Regions from separate parts of the Homo sapiens genome. Here all the other regions are linked to region 3. The links are chromatin contacts, found by Hi-C in ENCODE. All regions are on one chromosome and are shown on one strand. The core of a region is the stretch at or near the end of the contact, and the rest is flanking DNA. Distances in the headings are between cores, read along the strand shown.

Evidence for each region. A loop is a pair of places that touch in the nucleus more often than their neighbours do. Pooled maps may share reads with other maps.
Region 1: a loop to region 3 is called in a pooled map, with 6 times the contacts of the local background. The contact joins the enhancer-like site here to the promoter of PFDN4 in region 3. A Hi-C loop is called at or near these places in 4 of 50 pooled maps.
Region 2: a loop to region 3 is called in a pooled map, with 4 times the contacts of the local background. The contact joins the promoter of TSHZ2 here to the promoter of PFDN4 in region 3. A Hi-C loop is called at or near these places in 4 of 50 pooled maps.

Annotation. Positions count from the first base shown.
Region 1 is chr20:52,409,044-52,411,743 of GRCh38, forward strand. All of the region lies in intron 4 of LOC105372666 (a long non-coding RNA gene), which reads left to right. Among named protein-coding and RNA genes, the nearest start is that of LINC01524, 210 kb to the right of the region's middle. Within about 2 kb of position 1,273, at least 5 of the 41 ENCODE cell types and tissues checked have a DNase peak (open chromatin) inside an H3K27ac peak, as active enhancers do.
Region 2 is chr20:52,971,048-52,973,747 of GRCh38, forward strand. TSHZ2 (teashirt zinc finger homeobox 2) reads left to right here and starts at 1,311. Exons shown (of 3, transcript NM_173485.6): 1 at 1,311-2,286. The coding sequence starts at 2,247.
Region 3 is chr20:54,206,691-54,209,390 of GRCh38, forward strand. It overlaps PFDN4 (prefoldin subunit 4), which reads left to right and starts at 1,397. Exons shown (of 4, transcript NM_002623.4): 1 at 1,397-1,434. The coding sequence starts at 1,411. LOC124904937 (a long non-coding RNA gene) reads right to left here and starts at 1,351. Exons shown (of 2, transcript XR_007067669.1): 1 at 1,267-1,351; 2 at 256-366. RefSeq lists enhancers at 794-1,611, 1,152-1,471, 1,612-2,428 and a silencer at 1,462-1,731.

The DNA of each region.
Region 1 (2,700 bases), core at 23-2,522, 1.8 Mb before region 3:
TTTGGGGCAAGTTTCTTTGAGGACAGAATAGCCTAGTGGAAGCCGTCAGCCAAGCAGTCCTGGGTTTGAATCCCAGCCCGTGATCACCGCATGATGTTGGGCAGGTTCATTAAAGTCAGTTTTCTTTCATGTGAAGAGGGGGCAATAGCAGATACTTCACAATGTAGTTCTTTAGGTGAGAGGGAAGAAGTTGAATGGAGCACCTCAGAGCTTACCTCTAAGACTAGGTGCTCAGGCTGAATTCATATTCGGCCACATAGAGGCTTGTGGTTCTGAATGAGTTACCTAATATCTTTGAGTATCATTTTCCTTACCTGAAAAGTAAATAATAGTTCCTGCCTCATAGGCTTACAAAGAACATCAAAGGAGCATTTGTCCCATTCGTCAACACTAATTGTTTGAGTACCACTTTCACGTATTTTGCTATGTTTCTATCTCATCTTGTGCGCTCATCACAAATCCTGCTACGTTGGCACCATTTCTACTATCACTTACTTGATATTTTCGTTTAATAAATTTCATTAGATAAATATTTATTGACAGTCTATTTTCTAGAAACTGTTGAGGTTTCGAGGGTCTAGCAGTTTACAAATAGGGCAAAAGTTCCTGCCCTCATACGGTTCATGTCTCAAGTAAATTTGTTTTAAACAGACACTGGATATCACCTCCATTAGTTGGAAAACAATGTCACATGGAAAAGATGGTGACTTGAATGAAAATTGTGAAAGCTAAACAATGTTGGTTTTTACAAATTCTAGCTAGACACAGTCTCCCTTTCTTTGTTTAAAAAATACATTTTTCACTTTTAGAGGGTGTTTGAGACATACTAGTGCCACACTGCAGCCCTCCTTGATGTTATTGGGAAAGTCAATAAAGAACCAGAAAGGGGGCAATTTTTCTCACTGTGGGATTCAATGTTGTTTTATTCTATGGGCCCAGCTGACTCCAAGTTGACTGCACTTATCAGCAGGTATACAGGACAGGTTCCACACTTTGGGGCCCCACTTGGATTCACATAAAGCAGCACAGTCCCAGGCACAGAGCTCAGAGGGAGATAACTTTTGGCTCCAGCAATATTCATCATAAAAGAGGGCACATTCTTCTTTGCATCTGCATGGATAGGAAAGGTCTGGGTATCCTCTGCATGGTTATTAATTACAAAATAGATTTCACATGTGTTTTCACGAGGCTGCGATTTCACAATTGCATCTTAGAATGTGCCTTCAGAGCTCTGAGAGCTCCTGGGCGTCTTGTCTTTGTATCATTTGGCTCCTCGTACTAAAAGCCACATCCTGTTATGTTTGGTTGCTAGGTGGAGAAATGTTATCATGGGCTTCAGCAATAATTTATCCACAAGCTCAAGGAGTTGTCATGTTCTCCTGACAGTGAGCTGCAGCACTTTATCAGCTCGCCTGTAAATCAGGCGTGTGTGGGTGCGAATGCCAGCACTGTTTGATCTCTCGCAGACACTGTAATAATCTGCTTTTGTCTGATTGATTCCTTCACATCACCATGCACATTGCAACAGAGAGTGGGTGCCCTCTGTTTATCTCGGCTGGTCATCTGCAGGAGGCCAACAGGGCAGAAAATGCTCTTCGTGCGGAGATGTAAGAGTTTTTGGAATTGGGGCCTTTCCATCATATCCCCGAGCTGGTTTCGTTCAATAAATCAATGATAGCTGAATTGAATGCACCATAAATACCTCAAACCATATCTCTTACAAGAATGTAAGAGTAATTCATAGAAACAGGAAAGGTAACTTTGTGAGAAAGAATTACGACCCCTACAAGCCACAGACATTCAGGGCTTTTTACTGCCTGTGTTCACATCTCACCCGTTGAACTTTGGGGGAAAAAGAATACACTGCTGGCGGGTGTTTGCTTCCAGAACGTGCACCGGGTAAAATGGAGTAGAACAGATCCTGTCGAGACTGATCACTGCTTTTCATCTGACACCGAGCTTTTCTCAATTTCTGTTGGCTTCTGTTACATGTGGTCCGACTTCATCCCTGGTGTCAAGGGATGCATCGCATCATCATTATGGAGCAATTTGGACTCTGTCATTTGGTGGTTTATGAGTCGCCCTTTTGCCACCCCCACACCAGGCCCACCCTTACGTGAGGATTGTCAGCCTTTCTGATGCTTTAAATGTCTTCCCATCAGGCAAGCCTAGTCCCTGTTTCCTGGGCTCCTAATTGCTGACAGGTAGTTTGGGGCACATTTTGGCATCTCCAGCCCCCAGGAGTTGGGCTGAAATCCGTGAGCTGATTACTGCCTTGAGCATGGCAGCAGCTTGCTGTGCTGTGACCCAGGAGCCATCCCCAGCGTCCACGCCTGCCCCAGTTGAAAGCAGAGGTCAAGCTGTATTGTAGATGTGATTGACTAAAATCCCATCGGAGAGGAGGATTGTGTTGTAGCATCCCCCTCTTGGATGGCGGCAAGATGAAATTACATGAAGAAGCCTTTCAGCTCAGAAATGAATGTAGCTATAAAAAAAAAAAAAATAAAGACAGCTTGAGTTGACTGTTTAGTGCAATCAAAGGCATGCAATTGTTCTTATTTTCATAATGGTAGTCAATAATATTAATGATTATTTATTCCACTCCTATTGTGTGCTCAGACATATTTCAGTCACCTGATAGACATTATTAGAAACAGTCTACATTAGTGGTTAGAGCACAAGTAGGCAAACCACAGCCAG
Region 2 (2,700 bases), core at 61-2,560, 1.2 Mb before region 3:
AGGAGCACTCCTTGAGGGCATGGTCTAGGTTCACCTTGTTCACAGACTTGCCCCCAACACCTCAAAAGGTGCCTGGCCGATAGCAGAACTCAATAATCACATGTTTGTTTCAATCTCTCTGTGCTCAAATGCCATATCCTACATTGAATCTAGAGCCACCCACCCCCTTTTAGACACTATTACAGCACTCAGCTTAACGTCTTCATGGAGCGAATCACTCAAAGTATCCTGTTTATTTGCTTGCTTACTTTTCATTCATTCAACAAATATTTTACTGGGCACTTATTATATGTCTTGTGCTTTGCCAGCACTTGGGGATATAAGAGAACAAAGAGGCAAAAATCCTTCCTTCCATTGGAGCTTACATTCAAGAGGGGAACTTGTACAATCAACAGAATAGAAAACTGTCTATAACCTGTGTGACACTCACTGATCAGCTCACTGGGGAATAACAAAATGGAGAAATGGGGCAGGGAGTGTGTGTGTGTGTGTGTGTGTGTATTTTAGGTGAGGTAGACCTTTGGGAAAAGGGGACATTTAAGCAAAGATTGGATAGCTGGGGGGCACTTGTCTGCACTCCCCCATTAGAATATAAATACCAACATGGCCACCACCTTCCCTTTCTCTGTGGCCTCTGTGTCTCCAGAATAGGCACATAGTAGATGCTCAATAAACATTCTTCAAAGGAAACAAAAAGAGGAGTATATGATTAGACCTTAAAGTAGACAGAAGGGAGATTTTTGTTTTTGTGACCACCCATTGATTAGCGAGAAAGTGGGAGGGACAGGGGCACTAAATTGAAGGGGTCGTGGGGAGCACATTTTGGTGGGGGCAGGTTAAGACTTACAGGATGGAGATCCTCACTGGATAAGGTCCCCTCCCCCTTCCCAGCCCCGAGCAAACCTAAGTTCTCCCTCTCCTAAGATTGTGCATGGTCCCTGCTGGTCAGCCAACCTGGCCCCCCTGAATCTCCCTCCACAGCCTCCCAGCTTCAGAGTTCAGCCATCATCACACTGCCTCCTTTTCTCCCGCACCCCTTCCCTCCTCACCTCCTTTCCTCCCGCCCCCGCCCCTTCCGCCTCCCGGAGGGGTGTCCCCGCGCCCGGTGGGCACGCCCTCGCCCCGGCGGAGAGGGCGCACAGAGGGGCCTGGGCCGGCGCGCCGGGGCCCCCGCCCCCAGCCCCTCTCCCCTGCGGGACGCTGTCCCTTTAATAGGCTCCCGCTGCCTGGCGCTCTGCGGCTGGGGAGTAAATTTCTCCCTGTCATCAGGTCGCGGGGAGAGGAGGAGGAGGAGGAGTTTGTTAATGTTCAGTTTGTTCAGCGGGATCGATGTTTGCTGGCATCGCCTCGCCCTGTCTTGTGTGTGTGTGCGAGGGTGTGTGTGTGTGTTTGTGTGTGTGTGCATATGTGGGGGGTGTGAGTGTGTGTGTGCGAGGAAGCGGGGGTGCGTGCGCGTGTGAGTGCGTGTGTGAGTGTCTGTGTGTGTGTCTGTGTGTGTGTGTGAGTGAGTGAATTCCAGATTTTCTGTCTTTCCAAAACCCGCTCCTGTCCTCTCGCATATCACTCACAGACGGGGATCTGACAGCAGCCACAAACCTACAGTGAGTGATCGCTCTCCCCCCGGCACGAATCCGCCATAGAGATCGGCGAGGAGGAGGAGGAGGAGGAGGAAGAAAAGAAGGAGGAGGTGGAGGAGGAGGTGGAGGAGGAGGAGGAGGAGGGAAAGAGGAGAAGGAAGAAGAAGAAAAAGAAGAAACCCACTACCTTCCCAGGATTGCCTTTTTTTTTTCCTTATCTTTACGCGCGAGTGTGCCTGTGGCGCGTGTGCGCCCCTCGTCCCTTCCATCCGAACCCGGGCTTGGATGTTTAATAAAGAAATCAAGTGTCTCAACAGTCACCAAAAAAAAAAAAAACCGCAAAAACAAAACCAAAAAAATTCCAAAAGCAAAAACAAAAAAGAGAGAGGAAAAAAAATTCAAAATAAACAAACAAACAAACAAGGCAGAACCAACCTCTACTTCAAAGCAGCCGGCACAAGCCACCCGTGTCTGCCACCCAGAGAGGGGGGTCTCTGGCCCGTGGTGGAGGAGTTGCAGGGGGGATCGTCAGGGGGACAGAGGCCGAGTGACGTCCTAGGAGCCACCGGGCAAGAGGCGGAGGAGACCCAGAGAGGCCAGAGAGACAGCGGGCCCCAGCGCGCGGCTCGGGGCTGGGGCGCCAGAAGTGGGACTGGAGCGAAGTAGAGGATGCCGAGGAGAAAACAGCAGGCACCCAAGCGGGCGGCAGGTAAGAGAAACGGCTCCGCTTCGGGGCTGCCCTGTGCGCCGAGCTCCTCGCCCGCCCTCCTTGCCCCTGGGTGCCCGGGGGCACCACCCACTTAAGCTTTCGGGGGAGTTTGCGCCGGGTGCCCTTCTAATAACCCCGTCCTCTCTCGCCTTCTCTGGTCTCCCAAATCCTCCCCTTCCAAGCTCCGGTTGGGTTGGGGTGAGCTATCCCACCAAGCCTTTCCTCCTTAAACTTTCTTTCCTCCACCCTCTACCCCACCCCTAACTTTCTTCCAGTCTGTTTCTTGCCTCTCGGGCCAAAGTCGGATTGAGGATTTGGGGTGCGGAGTAGGGAGACAGCCCCTCCACCCCTGCATCCCTCTGCGTGGTCAGTGCCAGTGGCTTTTGGCCTCCAGGGATAGCGTCTCCTCTCACT
Region 3 (2,700 bases), core at 147-2,646:
ACATGATTTGTATGAGGCTGGGGTTTTTCATACCTACAACTAGGCAACTAAACAGTGTATTTGGAGAGACTGAATGCAGAAGTAGACATGAGAATGTAACCTTCCATTAAGCCTGATATTAAAGAGATCAGTGAAAATGTAAAATGATGACAATCTTCTCAATTTATTTTTGTCTTAGAAAATATAGTTATTTTTAAAGTGTGATTTTTATTACCATGGAATGGAGTTTTATATTATTTTAAATGAATTAATAAATACATTTTAAAAATTCTGCTTTAATTTCTAATACAGCAAATATCGATAAATAACCCACATAAACAAAAGTTCTTTGGAGTCCTCAGTAATTTCCAGGAGTATAAAGAGGTCCTAAGGCAAAAAAAAAAAAAAAAATTACTAATTGGGAGACACAAGTGTCAGAATATACAGTAATTGTTCAGTAATATTGCTGTAAATTAATTAATAGGATTGCCTAGTCACAACAGCAAAGGCATGGAATCAACCCAGATGCCCATCAGTGGTGGATAGGATAAAGAAAATGTGGTCCATATACACCATGGAATACTATGCAGCCATAAAAAAGAACAAAATCATGTCCTTTGCAGCAACATGGATGCAGCTGGACATCATTATCCTAAGTGAATTAACACAGAAACAGAAAACCAACCACTCATGTTCCCACTTATGAGTGACAGCTAAACACTGGGTACTCGTGGACATAAAGGTGGGAACAATAAATGCTACGGATTCCAAAAACGGGGAAGGAGGCAGGGGAAAGGGGTTGAAAAATTACCTGTGGGGTACTATGTTCACTACTTGGGCAACGGGATCATTAGAAACCCAAACCTTAGCACCATGCAGTATATCCATGTAATAAACCGGCACACATACCCCCCGAATTTAAATTAAAAAAAAATTACATTAAAAGATAGGAGTACCTCCTTTACACCACCTGAATTATCATGGCACATAAATCTCACACCCTATTTGCCAAGGCCATTCGTTCCTAGCTGTTTTACAGGTAGGTTAGCTTTCTCAATGCAAGTCTGTGGGACGGATGGAGAAAAATTCCCCGAGCCCTTTGATCCTGCCCCAGCTGGGCCCCGCCGCGCTGAGCCTTGGGCGCGCCCCCTGCTGCCCGCGGCCGGAGCCGTTCGCCACACCCCCGTGTTTATGTCGGTCCACGGGGGTTGCCTGTCCCTTTAATTGGCATGTACCAAGTCCTTCCAGGTCACATTTCCTCCCTACGTCCCAGCCGTTTGGACTCACTGGCCAAAAGTCCAAGAGGACGGAATGTGGAGACAGTGTTGTATTTTTGCGGGGAGTTCTAGGCCGACCGGGAGCGAGAGAACGCTCGGGGGCGAAGCGCGCCATTGCGGCCCTCCCCGCCGCCTGCGGTAGTCCAGTCCCAAGATGGCGGCCACCATGAAGAAGGCGGTGAGTGGGGAGCTCGGGGCTCTGGATGCTCGGGCGGCGCCGGATCTCGGCCGCTGGGGCCCGGGCGCGGGATGCTGGGGGTGCGCAGCTCCGAAGCCCGGCGTGGGACCCGAGGCCGAGGCCGAGGCCCTGAGAGCGGTCCCGCGGCAAGGCCTGCTCGCGCCTGGCGCCCTGAGCGTTTTCCTAGGCACCTGGCCAGCCGAGGCGGGGCGCCGGGGCTGGGGCCGGGAGCCTCGAAGGACGCAGGTCCGCCTCCCGCGATGCCGAGGGTGCCCCCGGGGAGTCTGAGGAACCTGCAGCCCCGGCCTCGCCCCTGAGGTGTGGGAAGCCGAAGGTCCCGTTGAGTGTGGTTGGCCTTGACTCGGGCGTTGCACCGGCATGATCGCATTAGCCTCACTGGTTATGGGTAGCTGCTGCTGGGAGCGTGGTTACGGGTGAGGAAACTGAGGCCCAGAGATGGGGAGTCACCTGCCCGAGGTTACGCAGCTCATAACGGGGACAGCAGGTTCCTGCATCCCCAGATTAGCAGGCCCCAGAGACCCTGTGTCCAACCTGGAGCTGCCCATTTCCACGCTTGATGCCCCTGAGTCCTTCAGGCTAAAACCAGTATTTATTGAGAATGGAAGATGTGCCGGGCCCAGCAGCCGGCCGTTTATCTGTTATCCTCCCCGCAACTCAGCAAGTGCAATGGGTTCCTCTCCACTTTGCAGGTAGAGAAACTTAGACACAGAGCAGTTAGAGGCCCTAAAGTGACTCAGCTAGTAAGAAGCAGAGCTGGAGTTCAAACTCAGGTTTGTTTTTGTTTTTCTCAAAGCACGCCTGTGTAACCACTAAGCCGGCTAAACTTCCATGTGGGGTTTTTAATCCCGTGAGCCTTCCCAGATGTGTAAAGATAGTCAGATAGAAGAAAAAGAAAATTGGAGAGGGGGAAGGAGATAACGGCTGATAATTTGGGGAGCTTTACAGTGTGCTAGGTACAGCTGTAAGTTGTTTTGCGTGTATTGTTTATTTTATGTTCTTTGAGGGAGATACTGTTTTTATCCTTATTTAACAATGAGAAAACAGGCGCGGAGGCAAAGCTAGCATTTAAACACAGGCATTCTGACTCCGGAGTCTGTGTTTTAAACTGCTATAGGGGGTCTTTGATGAGAATCTCTTGGCTGGAGGGATTTGCGTTCATTCCACTTTTAAGACCACATTAGAACTTCTTTGCTTTGCCCCTATCCAGTACCACATAGTCTATGCCATCTGTGCCTGGTGTAGGGT